2 separate regions of the Homo sapiens genome follow, and region 1 is linked to region 2. Evidence: chromatin loops called from intact Hi-C (ENCODE). Cell type or tissue: CD4-positive, alpha-beta T cell. All regions are shown on one strand. Region 1 overlaps DUSP16 (dual specificity phosphatase 16). Region 2 overlaps DUSP16 (dual specificity phosphatase 16).

What was found. Peaks named below come from ENCODE experiments on the same cell type or tissue, not always from the same donor. Only the 100,000 strongest peaks of a DNase experiment are listed, where the experiment ranks them.
Region 1: it touches region 2 in a loop (2.5-fold over the local background); 2 of 110 quality-filtered maps call a loop at or near these places.

What each region holds. Positions count from the first base shown.
Region 1 is chr12:12,540,060-12,545,059 of GRCh38, reverse strand. All of the region lies in intron 1 of DUSP16 (dual specificity phosphatase 16), which reads left to right. Among named protein-coding and RNA genes, the nearest start is that of DUSP16, 20 kb to the left of the region's middle. RefSeq lists a silencer at 4,030-4,079. In CD4-positive, alpha-beta T cell, no CTCF peak of the experiment used is centred here; no DNase peak of the experiment used is centred here.
Region 2 is chr12:12,480,381-12,485,380 of GRCh38, reverse strand. All of the region lies in intron 5 of DUSP16 (dual specificity phosphatase 16), which reads left to right. Among named protein-coding and RNA genes, the nearest start is that of DUSP16, 80 kb to the left of the region's middle. In CD4-positive, alpha-beta T cell, no CTCF peak of the experiment used is centred here; DNase peaks (open chromatin) are centred at 2,940 and 3,550; H3K4me3 peaks cover 1,697 bases; H3K27ac peaks cover 3,198 bases.

The sequences.
Region 1 (5,000 bases), 60 kb before region 2:
AGAATAGTCAAGGTAATATTAAGGAAGAACAAAGTTGTAGGATTCACACTATTGAATATACAGTGTGGAATAAATGAATGGATAATGGAACAGAATAGAGCCCTGAATCAGACCCATATATGTAGATACTAATTTATGATTAAAATGGCACTTTACAGCAATGTGGAAAGAAAGATCTTTCGATAAATGATCCTACGTCAATTGCCTATCTGTATGAAAAGAAAAAGAAAACTAATTTTGGTCCTTGCTTGCCATCACTTACAAAAATAAATTATAGGCTAATTGTAGATCTCAATGCGAAAGGTTAAAAAAAACTAAAGCTTCTAGCAGTGTTCAGCCATATTCGTCATCAAAAAATGCTGAATGAAACCACAGTGAATTACCACTACACACTGATCAGAGTAGCTAAAATTGAGAAACAAACAAAAACTTGAAAATACCAGTATCAGCATGGGTGTAGAGCAACTAGAACCCTCATGTATGGATTCTGGAATTGTAAATTGGAATAACTGTGGAAAACTGGTTGTATCTATTATACTAAAGTGTTACATACTTATGCGTTTAACCTAGCAAACCCACTCCTAGGTGTATACCCAACAGAAATGTGTACTTATGCTCACCAAAAGACATGTACAAGAATGTTCATAGCAGCACAATTCATAATAACTCCAAGCTGGAAACAACCCACATGTCCATCAGTGGAAGAATAGATAAATACATTGTTGTATATTCAATGAGATACTAGGTAGAAGTGAACATGAAAAAACTCTTGCTACTTACAACAACATAGATATGAACATAATTTTGTACAAAACAGTTCAGACACAAAAGAGCTCAAAAACAGGCAAAACTCAGCCATGGTATAAGAAGTCAGGTTCGTGGTTACCTTTGGGGAGAGAGATTAGTAGTAGGAAGACATATGAAGCCAACTTCTGGAGTACAGGTGGGTTTCTATTTCTTGATCAGGATGGTGATTACATGAGTGTGTTAACCTTATAAAAATTCTTTGAGCTGTACATTCATGATTTGTGTATGCTTATTGGCATATATGTTATACTTGAGTTTTTACGAAATTTATTTTTAAATGCTTTGAGTTAACCACAGGAGTAAGTGGCATACAAGATTGTATTAGTTTCCTTTTTCATTAGTAAAGCTTGTATTATCAATGCTGTAAGGGAGAAAATTATTTGTATTACAAATACAAATAACTGGCCTCATAAATAAATAGAACAGGCTTAGCTTCTTTCTTAACCAAATCCAAACATTCCTAGGCTTCTTGAGTTTTTTATTGGTTTTGTTTCTAGGGATAAACCAATTCTTTTTTTCTCTTCACAAAAGAATATATTTCTGGAAGTCATTCTATATCAGATAGACATCTTTCTTTTTACATGTCCATATGGTATACTACATTGATATAATAATATATTTAGCCAATTTATCACTCATTAACTTTGAAGTTGTTTCTTTTTACAGTTATAAACATGTTACAGGGAAAAGTATTTCACATAATATACTTGGGCAGGTATTTATATAAGACAAATTATTGGAAGTAGAATTTCTAGATCTCAGATTATGTGTATTCTATTTACTTTTTTATCTTTTTGTTTGAAAATAATTTTAAATTTACAGAAAAAAATAAAAGAACAGCATCTACTATTACCAGTTTGCCCCCTTTGCTTTATTACTTGCTCTCTCTTCATATTTATATATGATACATTTTTCTGAACCATAAGTTGTACACATGGCCCACTATCCTCAAGCACATCAGCAGGTCTCCGAAGAACAAGGACAGTTTCCTACCCACAGTACAGTTGTCAACCCCAGTAAACCTGACATTGATTTAATACTTCTAACTAGCCCACACGTGTATTTCAGTCCTGTAAGTTGACACAACGACATTCTTCATAGCATTGTACTGTCTAGTACAGTCTTAGTTTGCTTGGGTTGCTATAACAACCTTAGACTGGGTAGCTTATAAATAACAAATTGACTTCTTATAGTTCTGAAGGCTAAAAGTCTGAGATCAGAGTGCCAGCATGATCTGGTTCTGGTGAGGGCCCTCTTCTGGGTTGCAGAGTACCAATTTCTCATCGTATACCCAAGAAAGAGAGCTCTCTGGGGGTCCTTTTTATATAGCATGAATCCCATTCATGAGGGCTCCACCTCATGACCTAATTACCCTCTAAAGGCCCCAGTTTCAGATACTATCACAATGGACTTAGGGTTTTAATTTAAGAATTTAGTGGGGACACAAATATTTGGTCTTGCATACAGGGTCCAATTGAGGATCGTGTTCTACATTTACTTGTGTCTTTAGTTTCTTTACATCTGGAGTCATGCCTTGGCCTGCCTGCCCTTTTTAAAAATGACAGTTTATTGAGATACAATTAATATACCACCAAATTTACCATTTAAAAAAAGTTGAGATATAATTTCAGTCGTAAAATTCGTCTTTGAAGGTGTGCAATGCAGTGGTTTTTGGTATATTCACAGTTGTGTAGTAATCACTACTATCTAATTCTAGGACATTTTCATCACCCCCAAAACAAACTCTGCACATTAGGTCATACACCATTTCCCACTCCTCCCAGCCCCTGGCAACTGCTGATTTACTTCCTGTCCCTATGCATTTGCCCTTTCTGGGTATTTCTTTTTTTTTTTTTTTTTTTTTCTCTTTTCTTTTTTTGAGATGAAGTTTCGCTCTTGTTGCCCAGGCTGGAGTGCAATGGCGTGATCTCGGCTCACCACAACCTCCACCTCCCAGGTTCAAGGGATTCTCCTGCCTCAGCCTCCTGAGTAGCTGGGATTACAGGCATGTGCCACCACGCCCGGGTAATTTTGTATTTGTAGTAGAGACGGGATTTCTCCATGGTCAGGCTAGTACCTAACTCCCAACCTGAGGTGATCCGCCCACCTCGGCCTCTGAAAGTGCTGGGATTACAGGTGTGAGCCACGGCACCCAGCCTTTCTGGGTATTTCATATAAATGGATTCATATAATATGTGGTCTTTGGTATCTAGTTTCTTTCCCTTAGCATAACGTTTTTGGGGTTCTCCCATATTGTAGCTGGTATCAGTATTAATTCCTTTTCATGGCTAAATAATATTCCATAGTAGGGATATACTGCATTTTGTTTATCTATTCATCAGTTGATTAATTTTTTTGGCTGTTTATAAATCTGCTGTGAACATTTTTATACAAGTTTTTGTGGGTCCATTTCCTTTCTTAAATTATTTTAGATTTGGGGTATATGTGCAGGTTTGTTACATGTGCATACATTTTCAGTGCTCTTGTATTTACATTTTAATCTGGATGTTATATCTCACTTTACAGAATTTTTTTCACAGTTATTTCTCTCTAGGGTTTGTGGTGGAACACATGTAGACAGAGAAATAGTTGTTAGGAAGACATAGACCTGGTAGTTTGTCACTCTGAAGTGGGCTGTCAGCTGAAAAGCTTGAAGACCATGGGTCTAGACAGACAGCTCATTCCAACTACAACTATCATAGATTGACCAACTCCTGAGAATTTATGCCATTTACCTACCTTACTGGGCCTTCCAATAAGATAGACTAATTTTAATAAGAGTTTCTTATTTTCCCTCCTTAACGCTTTGTGGGAGATACTGTTGGGTGGAAATAATGTCAGTGTAACCTTGTCAAGGCCTGTACCTCTTTTATTCTTCATGTTTGTATTTGTGTGGGGCAGGGGACTGTGTGTACCTGGGGTTGAAGGGAAGATGAATTGTCTTCCCCTCTGCCTTTCCCTCTAAAATCAGTGCCACAGTGAGAATCAGCAAGTGGCCAGGTGCGGTGGCTCACGCCCATAATCCCAGGACTTTGGGAGACTGAGGTGAGTCAATTGCTTGAGTCCAGGAGTTTGAGACCAGTCTGGGCAACATGGTGAAACTCCAGCTCTACTAAAAATAGAGAAATTAGCCAGGCGTGATGGTGTGCACATGTAGTCCCAGTTACTCGGGAGGCTGAGCTGGGGGGATCACCTGAGCCTGGGAGGTTGAGGCTGCAGTGAGCCATGATCAGCACCACTGCACTCCAGCCTGGGCAATCAGAGTGAGACTCCTGGCTCAAAAAAAAAAAAAAAAAAAAAAAAGAAAAGAAAAGAAAAGAAAAAAAAGCAACTGTCTGCCTCCTGAAGAAAGATGAATCTGTGCTAAGTGGCCTCCTGGCAGGAAGCAACCAGCCTTTAGGGACCAGCTGACAGGAAGTTGCCTCCAGAATTAGTAGAAGTTTGCTGGCTGGTGGTGTCGCCGCTCCCTCCAAACCTCTTGACCAGGGGTTATTTGTGAATACAAAGAGATTGTGTAGCACCCTAAGGAGTTGGGGTAGGAGAGCGTCCAGAATAAATACATAGGTGGGATTGACCACCTCCTCACCTCCTCCTGTTGACTTCTAGATGTCACCACTTGAAATTTTTCTCTCCCACTCTTGCTATGTGATCTCACGGAGCCTTATAGATATCTTATGAAATTGCTTTAAAATTGTATCCTCCAAAGATTCCTTGAGCAAAAAGCCTTGCACAGTATAGATGTTCAAAAACTGTTGTGTAAGTGAAGGAAGCACAAGTTAGACCCACTGTACAAGGGAAATAGCTGAATGAGCATTTTCTAACCTAGTGTTCCTTGTATTGGATGTTAATATGTTACGAAAACTCCTGACTCTGGTTAAATACCATCTTTAAAAATTTTTTTAATTTATATTTTTATATATTTTAAGACAGGGTCTCACTCTGTGGCCCAGGCTGGAGTGCAGTGGCAATCATAGCTCACTGCAACCTCTATCTCCCGGGCTCAAGCTCCCCAGTAGCCTTGCAGCAACCTCCATCTCCCAGGCTTAGCCTCACTAGTAGCTGGGACTACGGGCCCCTGTCAGCACACCTGGCTGATGTTTTTTTTTAGTTTTTTTTTTTTTTAAAGTAGAGTCGGGGTCTCAGTATGTTGCCTAGGCTAGTCTCAAACTCCTGGTCTCATTTTCTTTTTTCTT
Region 2 (5,000 bases):
TTCAATTAGGATTCATTCTGTGAAACATCTGAAGATAAATGACTTAGTTCATATTAAAGTAATCACAAACAAATGGCCAGGTAGCTCACGCCTGTAATCCCAGCACTTTGGGAGGCCGAGGCTGGCAGATCACCTGAGGTCAGGAGTTCGAGACCAGCCTGGCCAACATATAGTGAAACCCCACCTCTACTAAAAATACAAAAATTAGCTGGGCGTAGTGGCACATGCCTGTAGTCCCAGCTACTTGGGAAGCTGAGGCAGGAGAATTGCTTGAATCCAGGAGGCGGAGGTTGCAGTGAGCCAAGATCGCGCCACTGCACTCCAGCCTGGGTAACAGAGTGAAACTCTATCTCAAAAAAAAAAAAAAAAATCACAAACAAACCCCCACAAGTTAACACACACCCTCCCATTGTACTTCTAAAAAACATTCAGCAAATCATTGTTTTTGTCTCTTTAAAAAATAACAATTGGCTGGGCATGGTGGCTTACGCCTGTAATCCCAGCACTTTGGGAGGCCGAGATGGGGGGATCACCTGAGGTTGCTGGAGTTTGCGATAGCCTGGCCAACACGTCTCTACTAAAAATATAAAAATTAGTCGGGCATGGTGGCGGGCACCTGTAATCCCAGCTACTTGGGAGGCTGAGGCAGGAGAATCTCTTGAACCTGGGATGTGGAGGTTGCAGTGAGCCGAGACCACGCCATTGCACTCCAGCCTTGGCAACAGAGTGAGACTTTGTCTCAAAAAAAATAAAAATAAAAAAAATAAATTACGGTTAATGTTCCCATTGCACGTCACTTCCAGAGACATTGGCTCTAATTTCAGCTAAAAATCAGATATCAAAATCTACCTAGAAGAGAACATGATTTTCTTAAGTCATGACAATGTGTGGGCTTTAGGAGACAAAGTTTAGTAGAAAAGAGAAGAGAATAGAGAATATGAATAACTTTGCTCCCAACTTATTTTTTCCTTTCATGGAAGATATTGGGGTCATCCTGCCACTTTCATTCATACAAAAGAACTTTAACTACTTTGCAACTTGGTTAAACACATACACACAAAATACATATTATAATTTATTTGTAATATCTGCAAATACTTATCAGTATTTCATTTGCTTGGTTCTATTAGAGCCATCATCCTTATCCCACCCAAGTAATTCAAGGCAAAATCTCCAGGCCACTTTTTGAATTCAGCCCATATTCACTACAATTGCTAAGTCTTCTCCTCTGTGGGGTTTTTTGTTGTTGTTCTTGCTTTTTATTTACTCAAGCAGAAGAAAGACACAAGAATGATAACCCACATACATACAGAGTAGTAGAATGGCAAGAGCTAATTATTCTCAAACACAAATTCTTAAAGATAAATGTAAAATTTTTTTTTAATTTTTAAATTTTTTTATTTTTATTTATTATTATACTTTAAGTTTTAGGGATCTGTGGGGTTTTAAGCCATGGTTAGTGATAGCATGTCATTTGAAGATGTACCCCCTTAATGACTTACAGGCTCATAGTGATTTTTTCTTTTTTGTTGTTGTTATTTAGATTAGATTTGGGTAAGTCTCCGGGTTGGTTGGAAGGACTCAGGTTTATGTGGAGTTTTGTCTTTTAGTTAATGTGCCAGTAACAGAGTTTGCCCGTTTGTGCTATGGGATACTCATGAGGTGCCCCCAAACCCAGCTGGCTACATATACAGCCTCTTGCTTCCTCTTCACTGTCTCCTGGGCTCTTCCTCCAGCTCTCCTCATGCCAAACTCGTGACTGCATGGACACAACATAGGGAGGTGATTAGGACCATGTATTTTGGAGGCAAACTGTCTGTATTTGAGTCCTGCCTACCCTGGTTATTAGTGAAGTGGTTTGAGTAAGTTACTTCAAACTTCTGTGCACTTCAGTTTCTTGATCTGGAAACTGAAGGTAATATACCTACCTTACAGGGATATTGTGAGGATTAAAATAGATAATGTAAAATGAAAAAAAAAGAAAAAAAGTAAACCAAAAAGATAAAATAAAAATAAGTAAAATAGATAATGTCCATTGAACACCTTGTAAAGTACCTGACTCATAATTGGCTGTTAATAAGTATTTTAAAAATTGTTATCTGAAGTTCCTCCTTTTTTCTGTCCTTTGAGCTGGACTCTGTAACACCTCTTAGTATTACTTCCTTCTTTTTAGCTTTTGTAACTTCTCATCCTCACTGCATCTTTGCCCTTTTCATTTGCAGTTCTCTCTCCCCTTTCTTAACCTAGATTTTAGCCTTAATTGCGGTAATGGCCACCTGCTTGTTTCCAGTTTTCATCATCATTGCCTTCTCGTTCTTTATTCAGAAACCTGAAGAGGCTTCTTAGTTTTCTGCGTTAAAAAGGTAGCCTTGGCCAGGTGCAGCGTGTGTAATCAATCACAGCACTTTGGGAAGCGGAGGCGGGAGGATTGCTTGAGGCCAGGAGTTTGACACCAGCCTAGTCAACATAGCAAGATCCTGTCTCTACAAAAAATTTTCAAAAATTAGCCAGGCATGGTGGTGTGCACCTGTAGTCCTAGCTGGGAGGCTGAGGCAGGAGGATCGCTTGAGCCTAGGAGCTCACAGTTACAGTGAGCTATGTTTGCACTATGGCACTCCAGCCTGGATGAACAGAGTGAGACCCTGTCTGAAAAAACAAATGTAGCCCTTAGCCTAACATTCCCACCACCCTCAAACACCTGCTTCCCACCTTTGAAACCTTCTCAAACCTTCTCTCTGGTTTCTTCTCCAAGGCAGGCTGTTTTCGAATGAGCACTTTGCTCAGTCCCACTGCAGGGCTTTCTCGCACACATTTCCCTTCTCCTCTCTGCCAGTTGTGTGTGTTAAATTAATTCCTTTGCTTGAAGACACAGTTTAGGGCTCATGTCTCCCAAGATGCATGCTGGTGAACCTCAACTCCAGTATAGTCACTTGTTTTTTTCATTTTTAAAAGACGTCATCAAAAGAGTTGTGGTTATAAAAACAGTTGTAAGCACATTGCAGAAAATTTGAAAAACAGAGAAAAGGAAACCTATAACCTCAACATCGTAACGCATGTTACTGTCATTGTTTTATTTCCTTCCAGCCTTCTTCTTTTTTTATTAAAATCTCTTTTGAAAATATGTATCAGCCAGTATCAGCTGGATGCCTACCATGTGCCTAGCGTTAAGTCTTTTGGGGGATTGTTAGAAGCAAGCAAGATCCTTCTAGGTCCTTATAATCTAGGTTTTGAGATAGATAATTATTAAAATTAATGAGAGAGTATTGTCAACATTAAAAAACAAAAACCCAGACTCCTTCCAGTAAGGATTTGAAGCAGTTTTCAATAATAGGTTAGAACCAAAAGATACACATATTCTCACACATACACATTATAATGGTATAAAGGAGCAATAATCAAGTAATAGGGGCTAGGAAATGTACAGTAACTGACAAAAAGTCTGAATTGCTACTTCTTATTGAAATTGAGTAGAAACCTTAGCTTTGAGCTTCTTAGCAGTAGGGCAGAAAGGGAAGGAAACACTGAGAGTAACGTGGGGTAAATGATAGCTGAGAAGGAAGGGGATGCTGGAGGCACAGGAAGGCATGAGACTGTGTACACGAGTTTATATGTTCTTACTTGTATAGCATGCAATTCTTTGTTTGAGTGTTGCTTGGTATTCATTTGTTAGTGTTTTATTGTGTTTGGTTTCCTGATCTAGAAGGGAAGCTGCTTGCTGCTTAATTATTCATATGCTACCCAAAACCTGTATGTTGCTTTATATATGATGAATAATTATGTTATATATAATAATCATTACACTAGAAACTTATATTTATAGCATAGGCAGTGAGATTGAATAGCTTTGTATTATTCAGCTGCCAAAGTAAGATTCTTTGCGCATCTGTTAATCGCAAGAATTTTAACACAAGGTTCAGTAGACTTTTGGTAGTATCTACCAAGAATGAAAAGGGGAGAATTCAGCTTCATGACTGAGCACACATGTAATTATTTAGAATTGAGGCAGTCATGGAACTGGCCAGAATGTTAGTAGCTTCCAGGCTGTGTGGAATAACCTCGTCCCCTGCCACATGTACATATTGTTAAGCCCCTCAGCAGTGAGAGATGGCAGCACTGCTTGGATTTCCTTGGTTCTTTGGTTCTAACAAAGTGTCCGTGAGTCCTTCCATCATGTTGTGGGGAATTGAGATAATGCCATAAGACAATAACTCCTGGTATCAAGGAAGGGATAAAAGTTCTCTTGGATCTCATTAAAGTGACCTGCTAAACCTGATTCATAGCCTATACAAGGTTTTCTTCTAAAACTCAGTAAATAAAGTTGAGCCATTTTATGACATACAGAAAAGTTGCTTAAAATAGGGAGGCCAGGGGCAGTGGCTCACTCCTGTAATCCCAGCACTTTGGGAGGCTGAGGTGGACGGATCACTTGAGGCCAGGAGTTAGAGACCAGCCTGCCCAACATGGTGAAACCGCAACTCCACTAAAAATAGAAAAATTAGCCAGGCGTGGTGCTGCACACCTGTAATCCCAGCTACTCTGGAGGCTAAGGCAGGAGAATCACTTGAATCCGGGAGGCGGAGATTGCAATGAGCCGACATCGTGCACTCCAGCCTGGGCGACAGAGCAAGACTCTATCTCAAAATAGTAATAATGATTTTAAAAAATGTAATTATATTTCTTAGGTAATCAGGGAAAAATTTGAAGTGTCAGATAACAGGAATATATTAAATATTACCCATATCTTAGGGGAAAATACTAACATAAGTCAGGAAACCTGAGTTAGTAGTAGCTTGCTTATTAACGAATTGCTTATTAACAAACAGTTTTGGACCCCAGTTGTCCTGCATGTCAGTGGTGAGGGAATTATCTTCCCCTGCCTCCTCAAAAGAATATTGCGAGGATAAATATGATATACACAGATGAGATTTGCGTAGAGGTTTTCAGGTGGAAGACACTGAGTAAGTAAATGGAAACAAGATTTCACTGCTGAACAAAATAGT